2 separate regions of the Mus musculus genome follow, and region 1 is linked to region 2. The links are chromatin loops, found by intact Hi-C in ENCODE. Cell type or tissue: left cerebral cortex. All regions are shown on one strand. Links, peaks and the distances in the headings refer to the core of each region. The heading gives the core; the rest is flanking DNA. Region 1 overlaps Fam177b. Region 2 overlaps Susd4 (sushi domain containing 4).

What was found. Peaks named below come from ENCODE experiments on the same cell type or tissue, not always from the same donor. Only the 100,000 strongest peaks of a DNase experiment are listed, where the experiment ranks them.
Region 1: a loop joins it to region 2, with 2.2 times the contacts of the local background. A loop is called at or near these places in 2 of 42 quality-filtered maps.

Annotation. Positions count from the first base shown.
Region 1 is chr1:183,246,899-183,262,710 of GRCm38, reverse strand. It overlaps Fam177b, which reads left to right. Exons shown (of 6, transcript XM_030244966.1): 6 at 8,382-8,411. The coding sequence ends at 8,411. Among named protein-coding and RNA genes, the nearest start is that of Fam177b, 21 kb to the left of the region's middle. In left cerebral cortex, for the core only: no CTCF peak of the experiment used is centred there; a DNase peak (open chromatin) is centred at 8,685.
Region 2 is chr1:182,860,604-182,876,415 of GRCm38, reverse strand. The region is part of intron 5 of Susd4 (sushi domain containing 4); the gene reads right to left. Among named protein-coding and RNA genes, the nearest start is that of Tlr5, 86 kb to the left of the region's middle. In left cerebral cortex, for the core only: CTCF peaks have their summits at 7,821 (motif pointing left) and 9,907 (motif pointing right); DNase peaks (open chromatin) are centred at 7,326, 7,840, 8,338 and 9,855.

The DNA of each region.
Region 1 (15,812 bases), core at 4,468-12,467, 390 kb before region 2:
ACCTACCCCCCCACCCCCCACACACACCTACCTACCCACCCACCCACCTTCCCACCTACCTATCATTCCATCCCATTGGTTTCATTTCACTGGAGAAACTGATTAATAGGCAGCTGAGTGAGAATCTTCCTTTCATGGGTTTGAATAGTTTGTCCTCACTAGGCAGTCTTAGCTCTTTATCTGACATGCTCTGTTATTCAGCTTCAAGGGAAGTCAATCTGAGGGTTTTATGGATAGCAGCAGGGGCCACATCTCACAGTTAAGCACTGGCTACAAACGCCTCAGGTGTCAGATCAAAGCAAAAATTTATACTTGATTTAGTTGCTCTTTTTCTTTCAGCTTTAGTGTTTTTTTTTTTTTTAAACTTTTCTAATAAAACCATCCACTAATCAAATAAATACTTGTTGATGGTTCTAGGGAACTAGGCTGTGGTGGCTTGAATGAAAATAGCCCCTGTAGAATCATATTGTTTGAATGCTTGGTCCCCTGATGGTAGAACTGTTTGGGAAAGTTAGAAGGTGTGGCCTTGTTGGAAGAGGTGTGTCATGGAGGCAGGTTCTGAGGTTTAAAATCCTCACTCTTTTCCCAATGCACGCTCTCGCTCTTGCTCTCTCTCTCTCTCTCTCTGTGTGTGTGTGTGTGTCTGTCTGTCTCTGTCTCTGTCTCTGTCTCTGTCTCTGTCTCGCTCTCCTTCTCAATTGTGTCTTAGGATATGCCCTCTCTGCTGTGGCTGCTGCTATGCCTTGAACCCTTTGAAACTGTAAGCCAACTCAACGCTTTATTTTGTAAGTTACTCGATCATGGTGTTTTATCACAGCAGTAGAAACGTAACTGAGGCATAAGTCAGAATGTGATGTATGGGGAAGTGAGCTCCGCCCAGCAAACATTCCCACATGCTACCTTTCTTTTCTATAGGAAGAGAGGAGAATGCTTCCCCTTGAGGTCAGTGAGTGTTTGCAGGTCAGTTGAACTATGGGACTAATGTGTCCCCACCCCTCTCCCACAAATCCAGCTTCCGTGTGGACTCAATGTCAAAACCTCAATCTCACTGTGACTGTTTTAGGGATGGGCCCTGGGAGATGATTAGGTTGCTACAGTGAGTCCCTCTTAAGAAGATTTGTGTATAAGAAGCCAGAATCAGTCAGTTAAAAGGTCTATCATGTGGATTGTCCCATACACTGACCACGCTGACACCTAGAGATTTCCAGCTTCCAGAACTGTAAGAGGTACATATCTGATGTTTATAAGTCTTCTGGATTAATCTAAATTTAAATGACTTTCTGATTGTTGGTATTTTAGATTATTTATCAACATATTTTATTGTGTGTAACATAGGCAAATCAAGGTTAGTTTGCCAATGATTGAGCTACCCAGACCTTAACCTTCAGAGTAACGATTGAGAAAGCCTAAGGTGATCAGAGAAGCTCTTGACAAATGCACACAGGCATCCAACCTTTATCACCAACATAAATCATTCAAGTGCCTTTCCCTGAGTGAGCAGTCCTGCCAGGAAGAGCTGAGCCTTTTCATCTTTGCAGGCTGCTTGGTGACGATGCCCTTCAATTATCCCCATAAAAATTTTCTATCCCCTGCCAAATTGCACCACTTCCAACTGTAAGAACAATAATTAGTTCTTCTACCAGTAGCAGAGCGAACCCAGGCAAACCTTTAACCATTTTCATACCCAGGTACCTTGCAGAGCTTTGTCACCAGTGAGCACGCATAGCAGATAGCTTCTCAAGGGAGAGATGGGAAAGCATGGAGCTCTCTAGGAAGCACCGCATCGCTTACCTTGAGAATGGGAGGGCAAAGCATGGTCCCAATAATCTTGATTATTCCGAGGGGCAGTATTTTTATTAGGAAAAATTACTTGAAAGGAAGTAGATGTTATTTCTCTCTGGAATTTTATCTGTTTTCTTCAAGGCTGCCCAGAGGCTAGTAATAGAGACAAATTTTTATTCAGAATTGAGTAAAGTTCTGTAGGAAATAGCCTTAAATTAAATATTCATGATAGTCTTCAGGTATAATGAAGGAAACTTAAGTCTCATTGTCCGAGTAAGATGGCATCTTCCTGCAGGCAAGTTGGCTCTGAAGAATATATTGGTATTGGTTCTTCTTCAAATTGTAAGCAGATTGGTTCCTGAAATTGTATATGGAGCTACAAATGCTAATTTGGGGCAACTGACTAAAATATCTAGTTTCCTTTTTGGCTGCTGAGGTGGTTGGTAAATCAAGGCATCTTTCTTGAAATGACCACACCAAGTAGCCTAGGCTGGCTTCCAACTGAAGATCTTTCTGCCTCTGCTTCTGAAGTACTGGGCCACTCATCCCTTAGTTCCATGTATCATCTGAACAGGATCCAGATTTTTGGGGTACTAATCTAGGTTGTAGAGATATTCTGTAGACAATGGTTAACATCTACAGTTGGTTGACTCTAGGTAATAGCAGTCAATAGTCTGGGTGGGCCTAAGACAGTTAGTGGAGGCTTTTGAGGAGCAAAACTAGAGTTTTGAGGGAGGGAAAAAGATCTGTCTCAAAACTTTAGCATGTAAGCATTGTCAAACTGCCCTCTAATGTTTCTTTGTGCTTTCAGGTTGGTTCTGCCCTTGAGCAGGAGAGCTGCTTTTTTTGTTTTTGAGTTACTGTGGAGTGCTCAGTCCTCACCAGGACAGCCAGAGCACTCCTGTTTGCAAGGCTCAGAGACCATCATAGAAGAGGGGTAGAAGAACAGAAAGGCTGGAGAATGTGGACGTTGAGCTGGGAAGTGTCTTCAAAGACAGGACATGGGTAGTGCACTTACAAAGTCGCAGCAACTCTGGTCACCAGCACAAGGCCTGCACACGATCAAGCCTGTTAACATCTTAGCATGGATGGGGGAAGGGACACCTAAGAGTCCCCACTATCCAAGGAGCTCTTAGAAATCAATAGCTGCTGTGGTGACGAGGAGTGGCTTTTCTTCAGGGGTAGACTCTAATTAAACTTAGTGGGTCATAATGAAAACAAGAGGGGGATTGGGGGGGGGGGCAGGGGAAGAAGGGGTCCAGAGGGAGGGATGGAAGACAGATAAGAAAAGGTTAAGTATGATCAAAATCCATTAGATACACATATGGAAACAAAACAAAACAAAACAAAACAAAACAACAGGATGAAATGTTACCTGCATTTCTAGCCCACTAACCAGCTGTCTAGACTTTAGGCTTGCCAGGCCCATGAGTACATGAGCCAGGGCCTCTAAATAAATCCCGTTGAGTTGAGTCTATTTCCCTGGAGAACGCTGATGAACATAGTTTCATCATATGATGGCATTCAATAGTCATTAAGAAGTTACCACTGTGACTCTAGCTGCATATATATCAAAAGATGGCCTAGTCGGCCATCACTGGAAAGAGAGGCCCATTGGACTTGCAAACTTTATATGCCCCAGTACAGGGGAACACCAGGGCCAAAAAGGGGGAGTGGGTGGGCAGGGGAGTGGGAGTGGGTGGATATGGGGGACTTTTGGTATAGCATTGGAAATGTAAATGAGTTAAATACCTAATAAAAAATGGAAAAAAAAAAAGAAAAGAAAATGAAGTAAGATAAGTTAAAAAAAAAAAAAAAGACTAACACAAACACAACAAACAGAAAAACGAAAGCCAAAGAAAAAGCACAAGAAATACATACATCTGTTGTGTGTCTCAACACATATATTCTATGATTCTTCATTTATTCATATGTGTTAGTATCGCTTGAGAAACAGACATTTAAAATAATGTAATTTCAGGGCCACAGCAGTTGAATAAACAATGGAGGGGCTCTTCCCTAAGGAAAACTATTTCTCCCACTTTCAGCAAGCACCTTTACAATCAAAGTCATGTCACCTACCCCAGTAAGACTTTTAGAAATATTTTTATGTATCTATTGAAAAGATCATACAGTTCACATTTATGCATTGTTAATATTATAAATCCAATTAATTTACTTTGAATGTTTCTTTTTGCATTTATGAAATAAACCCATGTTTATTACATATTAAAAAAAAAAAAAAAAAGAAGTTACCACTGAGCCGGGCGTGGTGGCGCACGCCTTTAATCCCAGCACTCGGGAGGCAGAGGCAGGCGGATTTCTGAGTTTGAGGCCAGCCTGGTCTACAAAGTGAGCTCCAGGACAGCCAGGGCTATACAGAGAAACCCTGTCTCGAAAAACCAAAAACAAAAACAAAAAAAAAAAACAACCCCCCCCCCAAAAAAAAGAAGTTACCACTGAGCAACCCCACCAGCCTGTTGGCCTGTCATTCCCATGATGTAACCTGCAGAAACAGCTCTGTGCTCTGTTTATGTTGCTTCATATGACTTAGATTTAAACGTGTTCACACTCTTCCAGTATTGCACAGAACCCTTTATCTTGGCTCCCTTTGGCACCCCAGGTGACACCACCAGAGACTCTAATATTTATGAAGAAAAGCCTAGGTCTGCGTTCACTCAGCTCGCAGATTAAGTATGTAGAACACAGTATGAATTCCAAACTCCCCGTCCCCATCCAGCTTACTTTGGGACAATGAGAAGATAAAAGACAGGCTCAGGAGTCCTCACCAGAGACTACAAGGGAATGCTCAGAATTTGGGGGAGCGGGCGGGGGAGAATGCCTTGTCAAGGAAAGGCCTGGTGAATATTCAAGAGACTTCCATCTTAATTCCAGCTTCTTAGTTTGTATGGCTTGTCCTGAGAAGGATTAAGAAGAACAGGTCTCCTGGAGCAAGTGATGTTAACCAAATGCAGTGTGAGCATACCATTCAAAGCTCTTCTCCAGTGGGGTGGCCTGGTTCGGGCCATCTCATTTATTTTGAGTCGGCAGTATGATTTTCTGGGAAAAGAACCGTGAAGCATTCTCAGGGGATGCCTTAGATGAAAGTGGCCTTTCCCCCTCTGCAACCTTTATGTTTTCATCAGAGTTGCCCTCAGGCTGACCAGCTATGTAAGGTAAGACAGTACAGACAAAACTCTATTTAGAATTGAGTGGATTTGGGGCAAAAAAATGTATCTTAAGGTAAAGATTTGTCTTAAGTTGTCTTGGTGGAAATGTCTTAGTTTCAGGGACAAAGCAAGATGGCCCCCAAGGGCAGCATCAGTGATTGTCAGTGTTACCCTGGTTCTGTTGGTGTCTAGGACAATAACTAAAGCAGAACACTGAGCAGCGAGAGTGTATATTAAAATTCTCTTCTATGTGCATTTCTGTTTCAATTCTTTTGAGTGTTATTGAGTATGTCTAGACTCCAGGGACAGTGGCTGAAATTTCCAGGTTCTTGTGACCCAGGAGAAAGAATTGCACCAGGACAGATGGTTAGTGATAGACAGAGAGATAATTTATTAAGGAAAGGAAAGATAATTTAGATGAGAGTGTGCTAATGAGCTAGGAAAGACTTGCTCAAAAGCCCTGCATCAACAATCTCATGACTCTCATAGGTCATTTGCATGGTGCCTACTTTCTCTTGAATATGTATGCCGTGGGCTATGCGGGAACATATTCTTTTCGCTACACAAAGCCCCAGTGGAGAGGGGTTTTCAGTCTTCTTTTGCCAACTTGTTTGTTTCATGTGTCCACTTTGGAGTCTTTCTCTTCACATTTCTACCCTCCAGCCACAATATGACTTTTGTGGGAAACAGAATATGTTCAACACTTCCTATGGTGGTAACTTTAATTTTCAAATTGGCACAACCTGGACTCACCAGAAAGAAGAGTTTCAATGACAGATTGCCTACTTGGGTTGGCCTGCAGGAGACTGTTTTAACTAAGTTAATTGATATGGGAAGGTCCAGCTCACTATGGGTGGCACCATTCCTTAGGCAGGGGTGGTCCTGAACTGTATAACAATGAAGAAGCCAAATGGATTGCAAGCAGTCGTGTGTGTGTGTGTGTGTGTGTGTGTGTGTGTGTTTATGTGTTCATTCATTTCCTTTTGTTCTTTTTTTTTTTTTTTTGGTTTTTCGAGACAGGGTTTCTCTGTATAGCCCTGGCTGTCCTGGAACTCACTTTGTAGACCAGGCTGGCCTCGAACTCAGAAATCCTCCTGCCTCCCGAGTGCTGGGATTAAAGGTGTGCGCCACCACGCCCGGCTCCTTTTGTTCTTGACTGTGGGTGTGATATGCCTAGTTATTTGAAGTTGCTGCTTTGCCTTGACTTCCCTACAATAATAGACTGTAACCCAAAATTATAAACTGAAATAATCCCCTTTCTCCCATAAGTTGCTTTATTTTCAGAATATTTTATCTCAGCAACAGGAAACAACAGCAACCAGGATACCTCTCAATGTTTACTTACGTCTGTCTATACATGGATCCTAGATCTGTATGGGAAATAGGTGATGAGGAAAGGTGGGTCTGTGGAGAGCCGTTTCCACTATTCTAAGGGGAGATCTTCATACCTTGGTTCAGAGAATCCCATCATGGTGTGGATGCTTGGCTGCTGGGATCAGATTCTACAAGAAGGAGGAAGGCAGTATAGAGTCAGAATATGCACAGAGGGTTTACCTATGGCAGAAAGATTTTGAAAGAAAAATTTGAAAGAAAGAGAGCTTTGTTCATAGAGTGGGTGGGTTAGGAACATAGGTCAAGCTAAGATGGAAGGGTTCCCTGGCAACTTGTCCCCATATTGGTAGCGACTACTTTAGTCCTTTTGGTGGACAGGTGGGAAGTGCTAGGAAAAGAGAAGTTAAAGGTCCTCACAAATCTTGGGGACTTGGAGGAACTTCTTGCATATTGTGGAAGAGAGGAGACAGAGAAAGACAGAAAAACCAGAGTCAGCACTCTGGCTGGTGAAGACCCATAGGCCACCTTTGTAGACACCAGGAACCTAGAGACAGCCAAGCCCGGGCTAAGGAGTCAGTCGTGGTAATCCTAGCCCTTACTCTGCTACTCAGAGTGCACATGCTTTTAGAAAAGTCATTGAATTCCCCCGATGTCAGATATCTGATCTAGTGTTTGTTACTATACCTTCGATATCTTCTTCTGGGTATTAAGGCATTTAATATGAAAAGGGGAATCTCCAAAACTTAATCTTTGGAGGAGTCTGGTTAAACAAAGTGAAAAATGCTTATCCTTCCCACATTCATGTGCACTGGCGAGCTGTAAAAGGCAGATAAATAAAGTATACTCTTCTTTCCAGAAGGATCTGTGACGAGAGGGGCTGTGCACATAGTATCCCGGAAAGCAGCAGCTTAAGAAGTCCACTTTGAGAAGTCCTAAGCTGTACAGTTTATAAACTGCACTTCAATTCTAACATTACCCTTGTATAAAACAGGAGGATTTCTGGGAAATGGGTGTTTTCAGGTACACAAGTGACATGCTGAGCTAGGAGACATTTTGCTTTGATTTTTCCCAGCAGCCTCTCTGGTGGGTGTTTCTCTTTCTAATGGTGCCACCACTCCTGCTGCTGTGCAAGCTACAAACTTGACTCTTTGCTGCCATGCTAAATTGTGACGCTTTATTCTTTCCAATAGCTGAAAACGCATTTCAATGGACAGGCATATATATGTATATGTATATATATATATAATATATACATTATATATACATATGTATAATTAATTTTTGTGCATATGCGTGTGATGTACCCATGTCCCACTTCATATGTGTGGATGTCAGAGGATAATTTTGGATACTGGTGCACTATATTGAAACAGTGTCTCTTGTTGATCATTGCTGCATACATCAGGCTAGCTAGCCCTTCAGTATACTGGATCCTTCCACCCCTACCCACTTCTCACCATAGGAACATTGGGATTCCACATGCACAGTGCTGTGCCTGGGATTGCATGGGCTCCAGACTGGGGTCCTCATGGCAACAGCTTTACCCACTGAGCCATCCCCATTACAGATGGCTGTGAGCCACCATGTGGCTGCTGGGAATTGAACTCAGGACCCCTGGAAGTGCAGTCATTGTTCTTGACTGTTGAGCCATCTCTCCAGCCCCTGGGCCTATTTTTTTGATTACTGCTTTTAGTTGTGGAACACAAGACTCTTCCTTCTCAACTGTAAATCTTGTCATGTCTCTCTTCTTGATCATTTTCAAAGATCAACATGGCAACAGAGTACAACGTCAAATTCTTCACCATTATGTCTGGACAATGCCTAACTCATCTCTCTTTCCTATCTCAATCAGCAAAGTTCCTTGCTCCCTGAAAGTGGTCTTATATCATGATTTTTAATCTCTGCATACTTTCTCCCCTTGGGATTTCTAACTCTTATCTCTTCCCATCAAGACTATCACCTGCAATGAAATAGTCTTTTCATTCTAGACTCCAATCGCCTGTCACTTCTTTGAATACCCTTCCCCCTCCTTGCACCCAAATTTAGACACATGTTCTCCCTTCTCTGAGCTTCATGTGTACATATCTTATCTCACAGGCCCTGCCCGGTGTGATAATGATCTATTAAGCCACACTAATAATTCTTTAGATGATTGGTTTATTCAACACAAGGGATAGTGAACTGATTGGGCTTAACCATTCTGAAGATCCTTCAGTCCTGTCTGGATGACTCCAGAGCAAGGAAACAAATACACCCATGTACAGAGAAGCCAATACTATGACAAAGGAAAAAGCTTTGTTGAAAAATTAGCTAACCAGGAAATGGGAGGCAGGTTCACTCTGATTGGCTAGTGAGTGGGGTTTCCAGGGCTTTTGAGAGTCAATGAGTCCAGCAATATCTTGGGTTTTGCTGGTATCCTTCAAGGCTTTTACTGTTCTAGTCCTTTGCTGTAATATTGGTCAGCACTTTTCAATTAGCTCCCTGCTCTGAGCATAGAACTCCATTGTTCGGAGACTTTTATTTGATCCAGCTCAGGATCATCCTAAGATCAGACTTGGAGGTGCCTCGCAGGATCTGCTGTGCAACACTTTGAAAAGGGGAGACTTATTTTAACATGTACAGAAGAAGGAGGAGGAACTTAGTGCCATTTTGATTGAGGCACATTAGAGGGAACGGACAGTAGAGGACTTAACAGGCCGGTGGCTGGGCAGGAACTTATATTAACTGTGTGCATCAGCCAGGGATGATACAAGCTAGGATCCTGCCTTCCCATGGAGTTTTGGAGGAGGCCATCTTATTCTACAAATGACTATATTCTCCAGAATGTCTCTCGGTCCCTGAGGGAGGCTTCCCAGTTACAAGATACATAGTAACACTTGTAAACCCTTTAAGTAAAAGACCTGTAAAGCAGGGGCTAAAGGATTTCTTTTTCTTTCTTTTTTTTTAAAGATTTATTTATTTTATGTATGTGAGTACACAGTTGCTCTCTTCAGACACACCAGAAGAGGGCATCAGATCTCATTCCTGATGGCTATGAGCCACCGTGTGGTTGCTGGGAATTGAACTCAGGACCTCTAGAAGAGCAGTCAGTGTTCTTAACCGCTGAGCCATCTCACCAGCCCCAACAAGGATTTCTTATGAGCCAGGCAGTCACTAACCTAAGCACTTCCCCCTCCCCCAATTTCTTAGTTGCCTCAGTCAAGCTGTAGGTCCTGAAGAAGTCCCGGTGTGTGTCTACCCTCGGTCTCTCCCATCCACCCTGAGCCACCCTCCTCAGAGTGGCCAGCAGCTCCTGCCCAGGTGTTAAGCATTTTTTCATTTGAGATCTTTCATCTTTCTTAAAACCCAACATGAAAAGGCATCTGCCCTTTGATCAAGCCTCCAAGGCCTCTCCCTTCCAGCCCTGACCCGATTAAGGCTGCAGAACAAGCCTGCACTAAGCACCCCTGCAAAGCCCGGTGCACTCACTTTAGTATTATTTACCTTAACCTTCTTGAAGCGTGCCAGAAAGACACAGAAGTCCCCAGCGCTCAAGGCTGGGAAGATGCGGCAGGATGATAAATAAGTCTAGATGATGATTTCAATGGATGGTAATTTCTCGCTTCCACGGAGACTCTACAAACACAGCTGTCAGAAGTGCATTGTGTAAATCAGATGCTAATTAAATTAAATTCCCACCAGAATCAAGGCAGCAAAGTATTTTGTCTTGTTTTCCTACAAACTGGGCCTCAATCAAGACAGCTGGGGCACCGGCATTTCAGGTACCTGGAAGTAGCAGCTGTGGCGGCGATGTGAGAAGATTGCTTTCATAATTAAGTTGCCGTCAGGAAGAGGGAAGTAGATGCCATTCCTTATGTGATCAGTGACGCTAAAGATGCCAAAAAGATGGTGGCATTTGAGCCGGACTGGGGGAGAGAACTGGGTTCTGATGACAGTTTTAGCGAAACCATTTTACAGCTCGAAGCTACTCTCCCTTGCTTCTCTCCCTCCCCTTCCTTATCCCTTCCACGTGATATTGTTGAAGGCTATCTACTGTCAGGTGACATGTTGGTTCCTGGAATCCAAGAGGGTCTGAAGGTACTCTTCATCCTTTGGTCTTTTTGATGAATCAGGAAGTGGGACTTCAAGATCTTAGCACCTTTTGTGATTCAGGGTCAGGGCATTCCAAGGGTGAGCTTTGATTTCTGGGCCATCGGTTCCACTTCTCAGTCCTCAGCCCTACCTCTCTATTGAAGGAGTCTAATGCACATTCCTACCCCAGGCATCCGTTCTGAGAGAGAGGCTAGAAGTAAAGAACATACAAAGGAGAAAGGACTTGGAAGAGTCCATAGACACAGATGTGACACAGACCTAGGCAAATGCCACCTAAACCATGCAGAGCACACAGTCAGCCTAAACCATGCAGAGCACACAGTCAGTCAGCAGCCTGGGTAAGGAAATCATTCAGTGTAGGTTTTAAATTTGTTTATTCACTCCTTTTTAGAAAGCACATTTATTCTACTGAGGGGATCGCTTGGTATGGTGCTGATGTTGATGTCAAAAGACAGGTTTGCAAGTGTCAGTTTTCTTCCACTGTGTGGGTCCCAGGTATCAAACTTAGATCCTCAGACTTGGTGGCAAGTAACCTTACTTGTCAAGTCATTTTGCCAGTTCCGTTTGATCATTCTTGAAATGTTTACTAAATACTTATCTTGTACCAGGCTCTATGCTGTGAAGGCGCTTCTAGTTCACTGGAGAGGCAAATATTAAAAAATCAACTATAACAAAATGCAGCTGGGTTGATTATGGAATCACTGAAACAGGATGCAAGGCAAGGAGGTTTCCTCTAAAAACAAACAAACTCAAATTGTAAGTATTGAGAGTACTCTGGGGCTAGGGAGACGGCTTAGTAGGGAAATACACTTGCTGCCAACATTGACGACCAGAGTGGAATTCCCTGGACCCACGTATAGAAGGAGAGGACCAACTCCTGCAAGTGTTCTCCGACCTCATATGTGCACACACGCACACACACTAATACTTACAAATAGATGTTTTGACTTTAAAGTGTTCTGTCTCCTCTGCTCTTTTCACGGTCTCTAGAGTTGTTCAGCGCACATCACTCACCATCAGTGTTCTAACGCTCTAAATCCAAGAGGCAGGTAACTCTGTGTGTGTGTGTGTGTGTGTGTGTGTGTGTGTGGCGTTTACTTTGTACAAGATAGGTCTTAACAGAATGTAGAAATACTTCCCACAAATACAGTCTGATACCAATAATTGGTTACAAAATACACAGTGTTACAATAGAGAAATGGGAAAACAACCCCATGTATCTACAAAATAGAATATAAGCTAGTGATAAAACAAAACAGAACGAAACAAAACACCAAATCCAAACCCAAACAAACCCAACTTCATGCAAGAAAAAGTGTGAAGTTCAAACGCAGCCTACTGAGTGATCGAAGCTTTGGTTTGAATAGGGGGTTGCATGCTTTATTCCACTGTGGGATTCCATTAGCATGCTGCTCCAGAACAGCCCAAACTGCCTGCGGGGGAAACCTGCACAGTGCAGTGCTGGGGAAACCTGCACAGTGCTTGGCCCTGAGAAGCAGGAGCCTGGGAGAGGTGGGGTGACTGGGCCAGGGCACAAGGGAACTTCCAAGGGTGTGGCAATGTTTTATATCTTGGTAGCAGTTTTAATCACACGGTTTTACATACTGGGTTACACAATGAACATTTAAAATGTGTGCATCTGGAGGCTAGGGAGAGCACAGCCTGTGTGGTACTTGCAATGAGAAGGACCTGAGTTATAGCCTCAGAATCCATGGCTTTGGTTTTTGCTTGTTTGTTTGTTTTTGTTGTTTTTTTGTTTTTGTTTGTTCTGTTGATTTGTTTTTTAAGGCTTGGAATTGTGGTGTGCTCTGGGTAGCAGAAGCAGACAGATTCCTGCAGTTCACAGCCTCCTAACCACCGAATTTCCTGTCCTAGTGAGGGATCCTGTCTCAAAAAGGAAAAAAAACCAAGGGACTGCCCCACCCCCCACCCCCAGAGGCATAACACCCAAGCCTGTCTTCTTGACTCCACACATACCATGAATACACACATACAATGCAATTTATGAATTCCCCGAGTACTACCATTACTGCAAATAGAATAAAGATGAAATATGAGCCTTAATTAATGGCCCTCACATTGAAATACTTACGGGGAAAAGCCGTGAGGTCCGGAATTCGTTTTAAATGCATCGGAACACTGTGACTGATGGACAGAGGGATGGATAGCTAGAGCCAAGAGGAGCAAGGACAGTAAAATATTAATGATGGCACGGCTGGGGGGCGTGAACCTCCTCCCTGAGCTGCTCTTTCATCTTGGTGCTATTGCTGAAGAAACTTTGGGGGTGGGAAAGTAACTCGATGTCTCTGAGTTACCAGGTGTTGCACCTGCTTGCTTGCTGTTCTTTTGGGCATAGGTGCATTTTTCTGAGGTTGTAAGATACTACCCACCTCCCAGGATCCCATAAGACAGTGGTTCCTAGTTACAGGAGCAATGAAAGACCCCTTGTGAGTTTTTGAAAATCCTCGTGTTATGGGCACACAGGAAGAGGGGATCTTGATGTAGGTGTCTAGAGCAGCGGTTCGCAACCTGTGGGTCGAGACCCCACAGGGGTGGAATGTCAGATGACCTGCATATCACATATTCACAACAGCAGCAAAATTATGGTTACGAAGTAGCAACAAAATAACTTCATGGTTGGGGCTCACCACCACATGAGGAACTGGCTTAAAGGGACACAGCATTAGGGCTGTGAGAAGCGCTGCTCCAGAGGACTCTTCCCAGGGACACCTTACGTGAACTATGCTCTCCTTCCATGTGGAAATGAGATTCTCTGCCCAGCAAATGAATCCAACATGGGGAGCAGCCATCCCAAGCGTTTTCTTCAGCATCTTTTGATTGGCAGTTACCAACTCATTGTGTGGAGAATGCTTGGTAGAGAATGAAGGGAAAGGCACTTCTGGTGCCATCATCTCACATGAATGTCTCTCAGGAGGTTGAGCATGACCATGCTCAGTATCTGTAACTCCGTGTGAAAGCAGTGCTGTGGGTGGCTAGCCTGACTCCTAGGGAAAGTAAGTTTCCACTCATTCCTTCCCCTCTTCATACCTCCATTTTTGTTCTTCCCATGCCCTCTTCTCAGCTCTCCCAGCCTTCCTTCTACCACCTTCAAATACAAACAGAGTGACGTTGCATGAAGGACTGTGTCTAGATCTCATATCTAACCCCTTCCTTCTACCCAAGCCTCTGGAAGGTCATCCTGACCTGTTCACATCTGCAGCATCCGCGGCATCTAGTGCAAGCCCCGTGCACATGACAGGTGCACAAATGTACTGAATTCAAAGGAAGGCTGAGCTCAGTGCTGGAGATGTAAAGGAGATGGGGCCACATCTAGAGACCGAGCAGAAGTTTAGACGGTTTCCCCTGGTCTTGAATACCTGCCTGTGAGTCAACCTTTCAATGTCAGCAACTACTTTTCCTCATATTTTTGGAGGTGTAGCCATTTGGAAGTACTGTCACTTAGGAAGGTGACCTACTACTGTGTGAACTGGCAGCTCTTTCATACTTTGATTTATCCTCTAACCCTTAGGGGAAAAAACTTTGTTCTAAGTTGATTTGATACAAGAACTAACTTAAAAGAGTTCATATTACTCTGTCTCTGCACCACCCCCACCTGTGTGTGTGGTGTGTGTATGTGTGTATGTGTGTGTGGTGTGTGTGTGTGGTGTGTGGTGGGGTGTGTGTGTGTGTGGTGTGTGTGGTGTGTGATGTGTGTGGTGTGTGTGTGTGTGTGTGTGTGTGTGTGTGTGTGTTAGTCTGTATGTGAAGCCTTATGGTCCAAGCTGTTGCCTGTGGTTACAGTGATACCACCCCTCTTCTCATGCACTGGCTACAGTGATTGTCTTTGCCTAGGATTTCACACACACACACACACACACACACACACACACACCCTACCATACCTGGTCACATCAGACTGGAAAATGCTGACTACAGCAATGCTCTCTTGAACAGTTATAGTGCCTTTTTTATCTTTTATGTGCCTGTGTTGCAGACTCCTATTTCATTATCACTCAAAACACCCTAAACTTATCTGACACAGATAACTGCCATTTACATGCAACTCACGTTCTAAGGCCAAGGTTCTCAGATTCTTTGGTCTCAAGACAATTGTATCAGTCTGCATCCAATTAAGGGAAAGAAACAGAATGGTAATACCAATGGGGAATGTTTATATTTAGTGTGCATGCATGTTCTTGTGTGTGTGTGTGTGTGTCCATGTGTGCATGTGTGAGTGCATGTGTGTGTATGTGTTGCCTGTGTATGTGTGCATGTATGTATGTGTGTACATGTGCATGTGCATATGTGTGTACATGTGCATGTGTATGTGTATGTGTGTTTGCATGTGTATATGTGTGCATGTGTGTGTGCATGTGTGTGTACATGTGTATTTGTGCATGTTTGCATGTATGTATGTACATACATATGTACATGTGTGTGTGTGTGTGTGTGTGTGTGTGTGTGCATAAGAAGGTCAGAGGACAACTTACAGGACCTGACTCTCTTGTCCTACCTCAGTTTCCAGAGACTGAACTCAGGTTGTCAGGCTTGCTAGTGAGTGCCTTTACCCACCTTCCTGGCCCCTGGGTGATGTTTAATATGAAAAGTCATTACTGCAGCATGAGGTTAAAGGAAGAAAGGAGAGCATGGAAGAACATAAGAATAGCAGACATGTGCATCAGTCATTCACCGTCTGTGCTGACAGCACGTACAAGAAGCGTTCTCCAGTTCCTCAGTGCTCTGGCTGTGGAGAGAAGAAATAACTTTGGTTCATAGATTGGCAGAGAAATCACCATGGTGGCATAGCAATGTAACTGTCTAGAAACCTGCTCTCTGAAAACAGGACTGTGGGTGGCAACCCCTTAGGAGGCCTCACATCAGATAGCCTGCATAACAGATACTTATATTACAATTAGTAAAAGGAGAAAACTTGCAGTTATGAAGTAGCAGTGAAAATAATTTTATGTTCAGAGGTAACCATAACATAAAGAACTATATTAAAGGGTTGTAGCATTAGGAATTTTGAGAACTACTGTGTCAGGAGATTCTTTCCCATGTGCTGGGAAAAGCTGTGCATGAGTGTCTCAACGGAGGCACCATGGTAACCATGGTAACCAAACCTCCTGTGGGCAAGCATGAGGAACAGCTATTGTCCACTGGGTGCTGTTGTGTGTACATCAAGGGCTGATCCTGGGGCAGGAGAGATGGCTCAGCTGTTAAAAGCACTGACTGCTCTTCCAAAGGTCCTAAGTTCAATTCCCAGCAACCACATGATAGCTCACAACCATCTGTAATAAGATCTGATGCCATCTCCTGGTGTGTCTGAAGACAGCTACAATGTACTTACATATAATAATAAAGCTTTGGACCGGAGTGAGCAGGTCTGGAGGGAGCAGAGATCCTGAATTCAATTCCCAGCAACCACATGATGGCTCA
Region 2 (15,812 bases), core at 3,797-11,796:
GATCTTTCACTAAGCCCTTACTATGGGGAACTGGAGTCCACAGATCAGCAGGCAGCTTTGGATGAGCTAGGAGTCTAGAAGTGCAGACTCCAGTCACACCCTAACTTACTGAATCACAAATTTTGTGTTAGAGTAATGCCCGGGTGAGGCACACTCACAATGACGTTAGGGAGGCTAAGGGAGACTTTGTAGACAAGCCTAGGGGCAAGGAGCAAAGGAGCTGGTTCTTAAGCTGTAGTCTGACCTTGAAGAGCAAGGCATGATGGGAAAAGAGCCATGGTTCTCTGTGTTGACCTCACCTTCAGGCAGTCTACTGTATCATCTCTATTGTTCTGCAAGAGGCTATGGTTTCAGGTAGATATGTACAGAATCACTCGACTTCTGCCCTGCAAGAGATCTGCAGGCCTGGAGTAGTTAAAACTGTCACTGTAGCAGCTGTCCCCAGTCCGACTCAAGTTCAGGTAATGAGTCCAGGAAGCTTTCTAGACCCCTGCATGCCAAAGTCATAGCTGTTTCCAAGGTGACACCTGCAAACTTTGCTTTTAGCTCAGGGAAAAAAATCAATAAACGTTATACAGCACATTACATTTTCCACATTTGTTGTAACAACACGGAACGCCAATAAATGTGTCCACCCAAGTAAGTAAACGATCATGAACTGGGCTCTGTCTGTTTCCAGGCTGGGTAGAAAATGGTGTTCACCTGCTCTGAGATACGCTGACAGATGATGTTCAAGATCAATATGACCCAGTAGTCCCAAGGGAGGGGCTGTGATATGCTCTCTAGTTCAGAGTCACTGCAATGGGGTGTTCCTGAGGAAATACAGTATGCACTGCTGATAGCTGCTAGACTTCAGTGTAAAAACAAAAACGAGGCTTCACATAAGCAACGTGAAATGCGCCTGGTGCCACAGCCGCAAAGAAGCCATGGAAGAGCAGGTGAGGCAGCTGGTGCGAACCTGCGATTTACTGACAGTCTTTGCAGCAGGAAAAGAGGGGCTGGAATCAGAAGCTAACATGTGTTTCCATGCTCCAAAGATGCAACTGTTCCCTGAAATGACAGGAGCCTCAGCTAAACTGAGTAGTCTCATCTGCCGCCAGGTGAGAATACACTATGGTGTTCTGAAGTCGGGGTTCCCTTTTCAACACATAACCGGCTTCAGCTGGAACTCCTGATGGCAATTGTGACTTCTTTATTTCTTTAAATGAAACCAGGGGTTCAAGATGAAAGGGAGGCCTGTGCTTTGCAAGGTAGACCAGAAAGCTCTCGTGTAAGAGAGCGTTTGTCACTTGCCTTCTCTCCCTCTCTCTGAAGCTCACAAAGGCCTGCACCACCAGAGACCATGCAAGGCTCAAGGTGGCTAGGATAGCCTGGTGATGCTCAAACTCCCCCTCCACAGGCTAGACCACTCTGGCACACAGATAAATCAGTGTGGGGTTTTCTGAATCTCAAGATTTTTGTTTGTCTTTTTGAAACAGACTCATTGTATAGCCAAGACACACATACAGTCTCTACCCCTCTCCTCTCCTGTCCTCTCCTCTCCTCTCTTCTGTATTTCCCTTAATTACAATAAAAATTTTGCTTAAAAGCACAGAACAGTGAACATTTTAATGGCTCAGTGTTACAAGGTTTCTGACTGGACCCCAATAGTTAACTGTTCCTCATCAGTTGTTTCATTATCAAGTGCAGTTTCTTAGATTAGAGAAAAAGAAAAGAAAACAGAAATAGTGCCGTGTGTGCTTGAGAGGAACACAAGATTAAGTGTTACAACTGTATAACCAAATTAAATCTAGCACCTTTAAAATAAATACTAATACCCCCCTTCGTAAGTGTGAACGCACCAATGGGTGAAATATTGCCCACCAGTACAGAGCAATTAACGGCAGCATTTGGACACCGGACACCGAATTTCGTAAACACACAGCTGTGTGCTTAGTGAACATATGTTTGGCTTAGCCCCTACACCCAGGGATGAAAAGGGATATGGTTGACTCTCTTAGGTTCCCAATCTGAAAAGCTACCATAAGCTCTAGGCAGACATCAGTCTGTTTGAGTCAGACAGAGTTCTTTTTGACAGATACACTCGTACCATTTCCAGTCCACCCCAGAGCACTGGTGGCCAAGGGAACACGAGTACAGGCTTAGGATGTAACTCTGACTCAACTAGCACCTATTCATGTACAGTGCCAGAGGCAGCTAAGAAACTGGAACCTAAGTCCCCCACACTGGACACTGGGCGCTGGCTTTGCAACCAGGGTAATCTAGGGCAACTCAATATAGCACAAATGTGGTGTCTGTTTTATTTTCACATTTGCTTATTTGTGTGTGGAGGGCAGAGAGCTGCCTGTGAGAGTCAGTGTTTTTCTTCAACCACGTGAGTTCCAGGAATTAAATTCAGATCGTCGGGCTTGGCAGCAAGCACCTTTACCCATGGGACATCTTGCTGTCCCCGGCCCCCTAGCAACCTGCCCCCTGTGTTACTCAGACAGGCTGGAAGCAGGAGATGTCTATATGTTAAGCCTTCCTCTTACTGTTTCAAGCATTAACATTAGTCCACCCCGTGTGGTTCTCTGGCCATTCACAGGGCCACTGCGCTTGCCCCAATCCTTGTAACGAACCTCGGAGCCTCAAGCCCTACTTTTAACAAGCCAAACGAAAAGCTACACTGAGAAGCAGGCTCTGCAGGCACTGATGTTAAGACTGCATCACTACTAGGTGCTTTTCTAACCCCTTAATTACTCTCAGCTGCCAGGATCAAAGATCACTTCCTACCAGGAGGCTCCACCTTCTGGTTTCACCTTCCTGGGACCCACAAGGCCCACAGCTCTTCTCACCTCAGTCTCTCAGGCTGAGCCTTGAGTTTTGGGGCCATCTTTTTTCATTCTTAAAAATGTGCGCTTTTTTATTATAAAACTTATAAAAGGCCCTAGCAGACGAGGAGAGAGTATCCAGAGGCAACTGTTGGTCCTGTGTGAGTATGTATACAAGTGTGCACACACACTGTTGGTGAAAGAAAATTAAAATTCAAGGTCCATGACTCATGCGACTTGCTAGTTAGGAAGGCTTTTTGGGCCTAGAGTAAAGAACAAAGGCTGTAAAGTCATCCCAGGAACTGGCTAGCCATAAAGATAGGGAAGACATACAAGAATGTCCGGACTGGCCTGGCGCCTCCCTATCTCCCGCCCTTCTGACCTGGGTTAAATGTTAACCAGATGTTTTGCTGTCTTAGATAAGCACCCGGCCCTCAGAATTCCTGACGCCCTGATCTGCACATACTCTTTTTCTGATGTGTAATCATTCTGCTGATGTTTAAATGAACCAATCGTGTGAAACCTCGCCAATTCCTCCCCCAGCCCCAGACCCTTTTCTATAAAAACCCTTAGCTTTCAAGCCTCGTGGTCAACAACCTCTGTCTCCTGTGTGAGATACGTGTTGGCCTGGAACTCCGTCATTAAACTACCTCATGTGTTTGCATCAAGACAGTCTCTCATGATTCCTTGGGTGCACTCTGATTCGGGAATTGAGTGGGGGTTTCCCCACTAGGTTCTTTCATTGGGTGTGGTTGCAGGTTATGCATAGAAAATGGCTACATCTCAGCCTACGGGCAGAGTTCCTAAGACTTGTGATAGAATTAAGTGTGCCAGTGTTTCCTGCAAGAAAAGGCACATGTTATTCTGTGAAAAGCGCTGTCATGACAGATGAACAAATGCTGAGAGGAAGGGTAGCAAAGAGGCAAGTGGAAGCGAGAACAGAGGCGTGCCCTGTCTGCAAACAAGCAAACAAAGCCTGGGAAGGAGAGAGAGCCAGTACAGAGCCTGTTGCACATGTTGTGCGCAGAGCCCGCACGGCTGGGGGCGCTGAGCGGTGGAGTTTTCAAGTATGATCTGGATGCTGCCGAAGGCACTGCTTCACAAGGCAAGGTGTGCAGGGACCTGTGTGCTGTTCTATGGGCTACTGCTCATATGCCTAGTGCCTCACAAGGGGCAGTAGGTGAGGGGTGGGAGCTGGCAGAGAGAAAGAAAACAAGGAAAATGATCCCAGACCATTCTGCCAGGCTGGCACGGCCCCAATGTGATGCATGTGGGGGATTTACTACTCTCTGTGTTGTACCTGATTGCAAGAGGTTTTATTACTATGAAATACAGGCCATCCTACTTCCCAGAGAGGAAAGGGGAAATAAATCCTGCCTGGCACAGGGGTGGAGGAGATCCTAGGGCTTAAGGGCAAAGATGGAGGATTTCCCACTTGCAGGGGCCAGCTATATCCCAAGCATAATGAAGCCGCCCCTCTCCTGAGGAGCTCAAAGCACTGGCCACGGTTGGTGATTCTCTCTGCTTCTTCCAGGAAGCTGATGCTACGCCTTCCAGAACCTTTGTTCTTGCTCAGCTGTGGGGCAATGGGAAGGACTGCAGGCCATAGCAGGGACATAGTTGGTGAGGACCCTGGACCCAGTAAAGGAACCATTTCCTGCATCTGCCCCCAAACAGGTTCCCCAGGACAAGCGGCCTGCCAGGTGAGAGTGGATGGACTGGGTCTGTGGGGAGGCAGACTCTGGCCTGGTAGGGGAGTGATTTTCCTTTGGGGTCTCTCTGTGGAAGAAGAATCACCTGTCCTGCTCCTTTGGTCTCAGTTGAAATTTCCCCCCTAATGCCATGGACTGGGCCCAGTCGGCCCCCCTCAATCCGTGGGAATCAGGGGTTCGGACAGATGGGCATAGAGTCGGCGGGGATTGACAGACAGACACAGACATGAAAGAGTGTGCTGGATCTGAATGTGATTTGTCAAATCGAGCATCAAACTTTTTATACAGAAGAAAATAGGGAAGTTAGGTGATACACTGTCAAGGTACAATGAGGTTACCGGATTCTTACATAAAACAGAGGAATGTAAACACAGAAGGACTGGCAGGAACCAACTGGGATAAAATTCAATGTTAACAACTGGGATCAAAAACAACCCCACCTTAAGGTCAACTTAAACTTAGAAGCCACTCTCACCAGGCAGGCCCCTTGTCCTGGGGAACCTGTTTGGGGGCAGATGCAGGAAATGGTTCCTTCATGCCCTTGCCATAGTTCCTATTCTAGTCTATTATATAGTCCACCTTCCCCCTAGGCCTAAATACCTGTGTATGAGTGTAACTCAGCTATCTATAGTTCTAAGTATCTACTCTGGTTCCTCCTTAGATCACAAACTTCCTTCTTCCTAGATAATGGTAAATTCCTGCGTAGGGCAGTGACTTAGCTGTCCATGCCCAGGGTTGGCTCAAGGACTGCCTAGAATCTAATTTAGCTATATGTCAAATAAAGGCACTTATAATAAAGCAATATTAAGGGAAAGCACACAGATCCATTTACCAAGTAAAGCAAGGACATTGGAGCATTCTTTATACAGGATGCCATGGTTCCAGGAGACTAAGTTTCCATGAACTTTTCACCTCGGGACAGTGCCCAGGTTTATGGGGCCTGTCATGCTTGTCACTACTGGAGTGGATGTAGCACCCTAAATGAAGTTTAAAAAGAAGAACCATTTCATTGTCAAAGTCCAGGAGAGATAGACATTGGTGGGCTCATTTCCAGTAAGAGTAAAAGAAAGAAAGGAGGCAAGGCAGGCCCTGCCAAGGGGTAAATTCACTGAATGGTGAGTCTGTGGGAGGAGGAGGAGGAAGGAGAGCTGAGCCTATCTGTGAGGTGGGATACTAATGAGATGGGCTAGAAATGAACACCAGTGAAGTCTTAGGTCTTCCTGAAAAATGGGGGGGGGGAATCTGGCTATTTTTGGGGGGAGGTGCATGTGTGCATGCACGTTTATGCACCACATGCATGCAGTACCCAGGGAGGCCAGAAGATGCCCCAGAACTGGAGTTACAAAGAGCTAGAGTTCTTAGCTGCTAGGAATGAAATACAGACCTTTTGGAGAACAGGCAACCATTGAGCCCTCTCTTCAGCTCTAAAAATGTGTGTATGTTTTAAAGAGACAAATCAGTGTTTCTTAATTCAATTTAGGCAGAATAAAGGAAGGAGAAGGTGAAGGAGGGAGAGGAAGAGGAGGAGGGGTAGAGGTGGCAGTGGAGGAAGAGGAGGAGAAAGAGAGGGAGGAAGTGGAGTCCTGGTGGAGGAAGGGACAGATTGTTCTCAATGTTAGGACCAAGTTTCTTTGAAGCACAAGCCTGTGTAGCTGGCGAGGTGGAAGTCATCACTGGCAGTAACTCACTGTTGAAAGGAAACGTTAGGCACGGCAGTGGTGCCGAGAGCTGGTGTGGCGTGCAAGCCACTCTTCTCTGTAATCACTCTGCTGTCGTGTACAGCAGCGCATGAAAACAGCATTAGGAGAATTTACGGTTGCTTACGAGCAATACAGTAACAGGATTGCTTGCTAAGACAATACCTCCTCGGGGTCACTGGCAAGGTGGCTGTCAGGCAGACAGTGCCCGTGACAGGCATTTCACTGTGAGGGCACAAAGTACCCAAAGGGGGACAGAACCACTAGCATTGTGTCCAGACCAGAGCACTGCGTCTGCACTCACAATTGACCTCTGAGTATTTCAGACAGGACTTCAAGAGCCAATCCCTCTGGTGGAGCAAGCCCAAGATCTCCTCTCTCCCAGGCCTAGGAAACACACACTTGTCTTCAAAGCAAGTGAAAATCCCTTCATTTTTGATGATAAGCTCCCCAAACCTCTACGACCTTGCCTGGTGTAAGCCAGGTTCCTGTCTGAGGTTATAAATTAGCCATTCCCTAGAGGATGCAGGGAGTTTTACAATCCTAGCAACTCCTCTACTCTCAGGAAGGCAGAACTAAGGGCACATTTTCCAGATTTTTATGGCTAAGTGTGGTGGCACATAGCTGCAATCTCAGCTTTGGAGGCAGAGGCAGGAGGATTGCCGCAAGTTTGGGGCTGGCTTCAGCTACATAACAACTTCTAGACCAACCAGGGTTGCACAAACGACAAAACAAACCAACAAGCAAGCCAGCACATAAAGAAACCTGACCACAACTCTTCTTTCCAATCATCCCCCAGTAGGAACACACTCTGTGAAAAATGTCAAACAGAGCTGGCTGGAACAGGACCAGCTTGGGACAAAGCTATGGGGGAACCGCTTTTGCAAGAGCCTGGAGGACAGTAATCCCAAGCCACCTCATCATGTTTTACCCGACCCCTCTCTCCCGCGCAGTGGTGGGGGAGGGGAGAACTTGGGGCAAGCATAAGCCAGGAGGCCTCCTTGCACATCCTGCAAAGAGAGGCCTCACTGCTACGCTGGAGAAAGAAGAGAGAGGAAAAGGCAGAGACTGCTCTTTTCTTCGCTTTCTGCTGATTCAATTTTATATCGTATCCAGCTGCGGCCGGGATAGCGGGTGAGTCTGCAGGGAGCCCAAAGGGCCAGGAGAGGCTAATGGAGACTGTGCCTCCCCACCCCGCCAGCTGGTCTACTCAGAGGGTGAGGAGCTGAGGGGGAGGGGCGGGTGACCGCTTGGTCACTGCTATTATCACTACAGCTGAGGTGAACAAGACTTGAATTCTAATAAGCAGTGCCTCATGCGTTCAGTACAGCCCTGGGTGGTACTGGGGCTTTACCTGAGAAGCAGATGGGGTGGGGGGGAGAGAAGTAACTCCCACAGTGCCCGCCATGGTACGGAGGGACACTCAGTGCATCTTGGGGACAATCATATGCCCCATCCTCTCCACCCCACCACACACATGCAGAAAAGTCTTTTGCACACTAAAATTCCAGGCTATACGAACAGTGGCGGGGAAGGAGCAAGTCACACCACGGCCTAGGCAGTCCCTCCAAGGGAGACAATGGGAAGTTCAGGGAAAGAGCGCCATCTTGGGGCAGGGCTGTCTCTGAATCTGTGTTCCTTGCATGTGGCACCCAAGGCCAAGGGGCACCAGTCACCCAGCCTCTTTCCTTTCTGTAGAAGAACACCTTACTTGGAACTGACTCAAGGTTGAAGAAAGTTGACAAAGGGCATGTCTGTCTCTCAGATAGCCCTCCACAAGCAGACAGGATGGACGGTCGCTCCTAGTGGACCAGGGCTGACTGTGTGACTGAGCTGGTTGGCCACCCCAACTGGAATCTTGACCCCCACCAACACCTCTCAGAGGCAGTCTCCTTGGGCAGAGTGGTCTCCGGTAGCTGTCAGGAAGGGGCCTCTGGATCGGAGAGGGTCACGGGTATGGTGTCAGAAGCCCTGGGTTCCAGGAGCATCATGTTTCTTATGCCTTTCTGTTCTCCTTGGAGTCCAGACAGAGTAGCCTCCAGTGGTTTTAGCTGAGATCTAATCCAAGGCTTGGGGAGGACAGAGAGCTCTCTGCAGCTGACGTCACACCTGCTTATGACTAAGACCAGGAAGTGATCCAAGGCCCTACTGTGTGGGCTTGGAGGAGGAACTTCAACATGACAAGAGAGCTAAGGCAGTTTGGGGAATGAGAATACATCTGGGGTCAGGGCTGGGAAGAAGTGGGGGGGGGACCTCTCTTCCAGCAAGGGACTGCTCTAAGGACAGTGACAGGAATATTGTTTCTTCATGCTCAAGAATGCTGGTACAGAGGGGAGGGGTGGGGGAAGGAGCATGAGCCCTCCTCCATGCCAAGCAACTTGGTAGGGCCAGAGCCTGGAGCTGTGTGTGGAGACCTCAGTGGGCACAGCCAAGCCAGCTCCGACGCTCCCGCTCATCCGCGCAGAGGAGGTGTTTGAGCCTGGCATGGTAGAATGAATGGGAGATGTACTGGTCATGTCTCCAGCTTCGTCTTCTGTAATCCGTAATTCAAAATGACCATCAGGAGGCTGGCTATGGTGGCCCAAGCCTGTCATCTCAATACTCTAGAGGCTGAAGCAAGGGGACAGTAAATTTCAGGTCAGCCTGGAGAGTCTTTAAAAAACCAGGTGCCATGGATAGACCTCAATACCAGAGCACTTGCCAGGCATGTCCAAGGCCCTAGGTTCAATACCTCACACCGCAGGAAAAAAATAACGGTCAGATCCATGGGTGGGTGGTGTTCGTCTTGCCTTTCCTCTGCTTTCAGAGTTCTAGGCAGAATACTTTCTAGAGAATTAAGCTGCAGGTCTAACCCAACCTTTGTTATCTGGACTACCAGGTAGAAAAGGGAGAGATTCCAAGTCTCTCTCGCTTGGTTGGTGAAAGGCGGCAAGCAGCTCACACCTGTGAGCCAGAGGACCCTACCTGTGGCTTGAGGGGGTGACCTGGCAGCAGTGGGGTTCATCATGGGCCATGATTGACAGCCACTCTCTCGGGATGGGGCTGGACTGCAGTGCTCTCAGTTGCCCGCCTATCCTCTTCTCCCCCCCCCTCCCAATCCCTTCACCTCCTACCCCCCTCCCAGCGTGAGAGTGGGCGCTGGGTTTGTGAGGTGAGGCAGCCTGTCTCCTAGGAGTTCTCTGTTGCAGACAAAGGCCGCCTCTAGCCAGAAGACTTCAGATCCCTGCTGCCTGCGCTTTGAAGTCCTCAGGTGCTTCCTGGTGAAGGCAGGAATCCCAGGAGGGAGACATCATGCCTAGCACCTGCCAGGCCAGCTGCCTCTTATACCTGAATGTGTTTTGACTTGGGAACAAAGACCACCACCAAAAAAAAAAAAAAAAAAGTCCTCCACATCCAAGCTGGCTTTGAGGTTTGATCTCAAATTGGAACCTTTCAAGTTATTTCACATTTGGCCAAATAGAGTTCTTCAGTTTTCTATTTTTCTTCCTTTTCTTATGAAAGAATGCCGATCTAAAAGTCTCCTGGGCACTAGTGGGTTCTGAGGCAATCACACTGCAGCCTGCTCTGTGACTGGATCCGTCACCGATTACATCTCCATCCTACGCTGTGAGCTGGGCCTTGGACAGGCACAGGGGCTCACTCTGGGCATTGCGGTTCTGAGGAGCGGTCAGCTTTACCTCACTCACAGGCATGAGGCCGAGACAGCCTTGGCCACACGGGGGCAGCTACTGTTGAAATCATCATAAGACAAAGCTTCTACTGTTGAGGTTCTCCATCTGTGGGTCTCAATGCCCAGAGACCCTCCGAAACCACAGATGTTTATGCTATGATTCATAACAGTAGCAAAATCACAGTTATAAAGCAGCAATGGGGATACTTTTATGGTTGGGAATCAAACATGAGGAACTGTATTAAAGGGCCACAGCTTTAGGAAGGTTGAGAACCAGTGCTCTAGAAAGACAGGCTCCTTCTTGGGGAACATCAAATGGAAAAGCTCACCACACTCTCTGGAGATGACCCACCCAGCGGCAAGGACTCACCAGCCTTCTTCTCTCAGCTCTCTCAGAGCCAGGACGGTCTCACTCTGGAAGCCCTTCTGCCCAGCCTCAGAGCAGGCAGCAGAGTCCCACTGAGAGCACTGCCAGCTATGGGAGGCCCGGAGCAGCAGAGATCTTCACTAACTAACTTGTCTCTCTCTCTGGGTCTTGTAGACTCCGGTGCAGCTAAGCATAAAAACGTTTGCCAGATGAAAATATGAATCTCACAGGCATTTAATTAAAACAGCAAATGGCGACAATTTGAGTGTCTTCTCTTTTCAGTGTCTAATCTCACCGGATGTTTGGTCCTTTCTAGAGAGAATCATAGCCCTGGTTTATTTCTAGAGATGTACTGACAGAAGGACTTCTGGCCAGGATCCTCTAACTCAGCAGTTAGGGACCGACTGCTAGTGTAGTGTGACCAACTACTTCTCTCATCCGCTGTTACGCCTTCCCTTCCGTGACAGACTGTAACATCCTCTAAAAACTGCACCTCGAGTCTCAAAAGAGACTGCGCACGTTAGAACGATGTTGGGACAGCTAAAGACTACGGGGACTTTAGAAGTTAGAATGTATTTTGCATTTGAAGATAGCCATGAGATTTGTGGGATGTAGGCGGGGTTGGTTTATCTCCATGAGCACTGCAGGATGGGGTTGGGGGGCAGAATTGGTTTGAATGTAAAATGTCCTACATAGGCTGATGTATCTGAACCCTTGGTCTCCAGCTGGAGGGCAGGGATCACCTCAAGCAAGGGCTGGAAGGCAGTGGAGCCTTAGGAAGGAGTAGCTTCCTATAGCAAACCGGTGTGAGCTTTGTGATTCCATAGCCCAGCCTCACTTCCTCCTGTCCTTCCTGAATGTGAACACAGTGTAAACTCCAAACCAACCCATCCTTGCCCCCAAACTAAGAGAGGCAGGGGAACTAGTAGGTGTTGGGGATTGGTTCTAATGCTCTGTCTTAATTAGGCTCCCAAAATCACACGGCAATCTACACATCCAGACACTGAGTGTCCCTGATCTCCCATTGGTTTTTGATTGATCAATAAAGAGCCAGCAGCCAATGGCTGCTGAGGGTGAAAGAAGCGGGGCTTTTAGGATTCCTGGACAAGAAACGCAGAGGAGAGAAGGAATAGATGGCCACAATGCCGAAGCTTAAAGATCAGGTTGAAGAGCTGCAGGAGAGAAACCATCCAGCAAGCGGCCCCCCCCGGGGGGGGGCGCTGCCCAGAAGGAAACAGGGCAGCAAAAATAAAATATGGACTTAGAAAGTGTTAACTCAGGAACACGGGAGGTGAGCGTATGCTAGCCACAGGAAGGTTTAGAAGTGCCCAACAGATTGCAAGCTTGTACAACCACTCTGGAAATCAGTCTGGTGGTTCCTCAGAAAATTGGACATAGTCCTACCGGAGGATCCCGCAATACCTCTCCTGGGCATATATCCAGAAGATGTCCCAACCGTTAAGAAGGGCACATGCTCCACTATGTTCATAGCAGCCTTATTTATAATAGCCAGAAGCTGGAAAGAACCCAGATGCCCCTCAACAGAGGAATGGATACAGAAAATGTGGTACATTTACACAATGGAGTACTACTCAGCTATTAAAAAGAATGAGTTTATGAAATTCCTAAGCAAATGGATGGACCTGGAGGGCATCATCCTGAGTGAGGTAACCCAATCACAAAGGAACTCGCACAATATGTACTCACTGATAAGTGGATATTAGCCCAGAAACTTAGGATACCCAAGATATAAGATACAATTTGCAAAACATGTGAAACTCAAGAAGAACGAAGACCAAAGTGTGGACACTTTGCCCCTTCTTAGAAATGGGAACAAAACACCCATGGAAGGAGTTAAAGAGACAAAATTTGGAGCTGTGACGAAAGGATGGACCATCTAGTGATTGCCATATCCAGGGATCCATCCCATAATCAGCTTCCAAATGCTGACACCATTGCATACACTAGCAAGATTTTGCTGAAAGGACCCAGATATAGCTGTCTCTTGTGAGACTATGCCGGGGCCTAGCAAACACAGAAGTGGATGCTCACAGTCAGCTATTGGATGGGTCACACGGCCCCCAATGGAGGAGCTAGAGAAATTACCCAAGGAGCTAAAGGGAACTGCAACCCTATAGGTGGAACAACAATATGAACTAACCAGTACCCCGGAGCTCTTGTCTCTAGCTGCATATGTATCAAAAGATGGCCTAGTCGGCCATCACTGGAAAGAGAGGCCCTTTGGACTTGCAAACTTTATATGCCCCAGTACAGGGGAACGCCAGGGCCAAAAAGGGGGAGTGGGTGGGTAGGGGGTTGGGGGGGTGGGTATGGGGGACTTTTGGGATAGCATTGGAAATGTAAACGAGGAAAATACCTAATAAAAAAAAAGAGAAAAAAAAAAAAGAAGTGCCCAACCATTGAGCTAGTCAAGAGTCAAGGCATGGAAAAATATAAAGGTTGTGTGTGTGTGTGTGTGTGTGTGTGTGTGTGTGTGTGTGTCTTCATTCGCTAATTCAGAGACCGCTGGCAGGTGGCAAGAAGTGGGGTCACTCGCAGGAGCTCAGAGTGGATTAATAATTTACAGCTACAAATATGGGTGCAGACTTCTTAAGTGGGCAGGAATCTTAAGCCACAGACTCTGAACTCCAAGGTCATGCTTCAGCCACCTCTTCTCTTGACCCTCTCTTGCCTGTATTTGCGTGATCACATGATCACTGCTGTTCCTGACCTACCATTTGAGAAAACCGTTTCTAGGAATTTCTCTAATGGGACATGAGTAGCACACGTGCTACTTCCTGTCCATTTGGAAGCCTGGATGTTAAGAGAATGTTATAGACACTAAGCACTTTCTGAGGATTCATCCTCCTGAAGAAAGCAAGCCCCTTTCTGCAACCATACAACAGCCTCCCACGGTCCTGCCTCACTGGGCTCCGGGGATTCTAGGCAGGTTTTATATTGTTTTCCTGAACTGTGTGCCCACCAGCTTCCTTCTAACATTTAGAGCATGCGTAGTTGATTACAACTAGTGTCGAACTGTCACCTGGGTAGTTCACTTGTCTGATGCCCCACACTCTCTCCCACACTCACATCCTACAAGCCCTTGGGCGAGCACCTTCTACACACACTAAGACATTCACACAGCCTGGCGGGCTCTGTGGCGATTCAGAAGGAAATCCTTTCCCACAGGAGAGACCCACACTTCTTAAAGCTTAAGGCCAGACAGAAAAGACACCACTGCTCAGACTCTGGGAAAATAAAGAGCCATCTATCCCTGGGTAGAAATTTCACGTTGCAATTGTGAGGTCTCCCACGAGCCTGCCCTCCCACCCCTCCCCAGAGCAGACGCTCTGATGTGCACTTTGGTATAAGTAGCTGCATGTGGACGTTGGACTATGGTAATGATGAGGGTCTCAAGAGGACGAGGTCTGTTATGAGTCTGTTAGACTGACAACTCTGCAAACAACTGAATCATGCCCTCTTTTTCCTTGGAGTTCCCTGGTGCCCCGCGCACTCTTCCTCTGGGCCTTGTGAGTGTGAGGCAGACAGGTAACAGAGCTCTCAGCACTCAGGAACAGGAGACTGCTCATGCTCACTAACAAAGGTGTTTTATTAAATAAATAAATAAATAAAAATGAAAAAGACTTGCATTGAGCCTGGGAGTATGTATGGGAAAGACACAGACAGAGGTTAACAGCCACAGGGGTCAAAAGGCCTGAGAAGGGAAAGAATTAAGATGCAGCCACATGAGGACAGACAGACAGACGGACAGGTCTACAAAAATAGGCCAATGTATAAGGATCATGGGCTTCAACAACCTTTGGTCCTTGCGACTCTTGATAGGACTGCCATGGCCTCTGCTTCCAGGCCATCAACTCCTCGTGCAGCCTGACCTTGATGGGATAACTCACACCTGTCATTCAAATGTTGGCTCCACCCACTAGGGAGAAGTGGAGGAGGGAGTCTGCACAAGTCCTGCCAGCCACCAAGGTGTCACTGCCACGGGCTGTGAAAGGGGCCCCATGCTCTCTGCTGCCTTGCTGGCTCCACTGTGGCCAGGGACACCTGGTCCTGCTGGGAGGCATCAAGGAGTGCTGACAGCAGGGACGGTCCTCCCTCTGGCATGCTTCTAGGGAGACAACCAGACTGGAATGATGAATCCCTTACTAAGCAACAATTATTTAAAATCCCCTTTTTTTTTTAACTTCAAAAACAACTATAAAAGTACCAGACTCTCTTCTTGTCAGACTGTAAGGCAATCCATCAATGCCTACTAGTTAACTAGGCATGACCAATGGCTTTGAAGTGACAGAGGCCCAGGCCTGAGTCCCAGCTCCACTGCACCTGCCACTGAGCCTTGCTCATCAGCAAGACGGAGCTGAGAACAGGAAACAGACATTAGGTGGGTCAGACAGTGAAGCTTTCAGTTAAGCGATCACTGTTTTTGTTTGTTTTGTTTTGTTTCGAGACAGGGTTTCTTTGTGTAGCCCTGGCTGTCTTGGAACCCACTCTGTAGAACAGGCTGGCCTTAAACTCTGCCTTCAGGGTCCGAGATTAAAAGCATGTGTTACCACCCCTCTTAAGTGATCATTGTTATTATGAAGTATTTCCAAACACAGTTAAGAAGGAGCAGGGAGCCAGAATAGCACTGGACCAACCAGATAGAGTCACAATACGTGAGTCTTAAAGCCTGGGCATTTTAATCATAGCCATAACTAACTGAGGGTGACTTTATACCTAAATCTAAGAGTGACAGTGCCCTTGACTAGCACTAGATGTCAAATACTCCTTAAAGTATTACATTTGCTATCATAGTGAATGAAGCCTTATACAAAATCACTTTCTATTCTACTCTATTTACAATCTCGGGTGTGTGTGTGTGTGTGTGTGTGTGTGTGTGTGTGTGTGTGTGTGTGTATGTGTGTGTGTGTGTCTGTGTCTGGTATGTGCACATAAGAGCAGGTAGGTGGAGGCCAGGGGCGAAGGATGCCCCTGAACCTGGAGTGACAGGTGGCTGTGAGCCATATGACATAAGTTTGGAAAGCAAGCTTGGTTCCTCTTCAAGAATAGTTAGTCTATGATCCTGGCCACTGAGCCAGCTCCCCAGTTCTGTTTCATTATTTTTGAGATAGAGTGTTGTGTAGCTAGGGTTGACTCATCTTCTAGCTAAGGAGGGCCTTCAACACCTGGTTCTCTGAGTGCTGGGATATGGGTGTGTGCCACCATGCCTGGTCTATGGAGTCTTGGGGACTGACTCCAGTGCTGTGAGCATTGAGCAGGCTACTGATCATGTTAGGTTTGGGGACAGCTACTGTGTCATTCAGGAGTGACAGGTCCACTGAGTGTAGGAGACTGGGGCTTTGTAAGTGTTTAAGAGGTTGGGGAAAGCTTTTTAGAGAACTCTTGTCCACCTGACTCCCTGCTGGAGTCAGAACGCTAATGGATTTTAAAGCCCCAAGGAGTATGGGATACATGGCACAGTTGGGTAGTTTTTACTGCACCATAAAGAAAAATCAAATGATATGAAACATGTACTTCATATGACAGGAAGAAGAG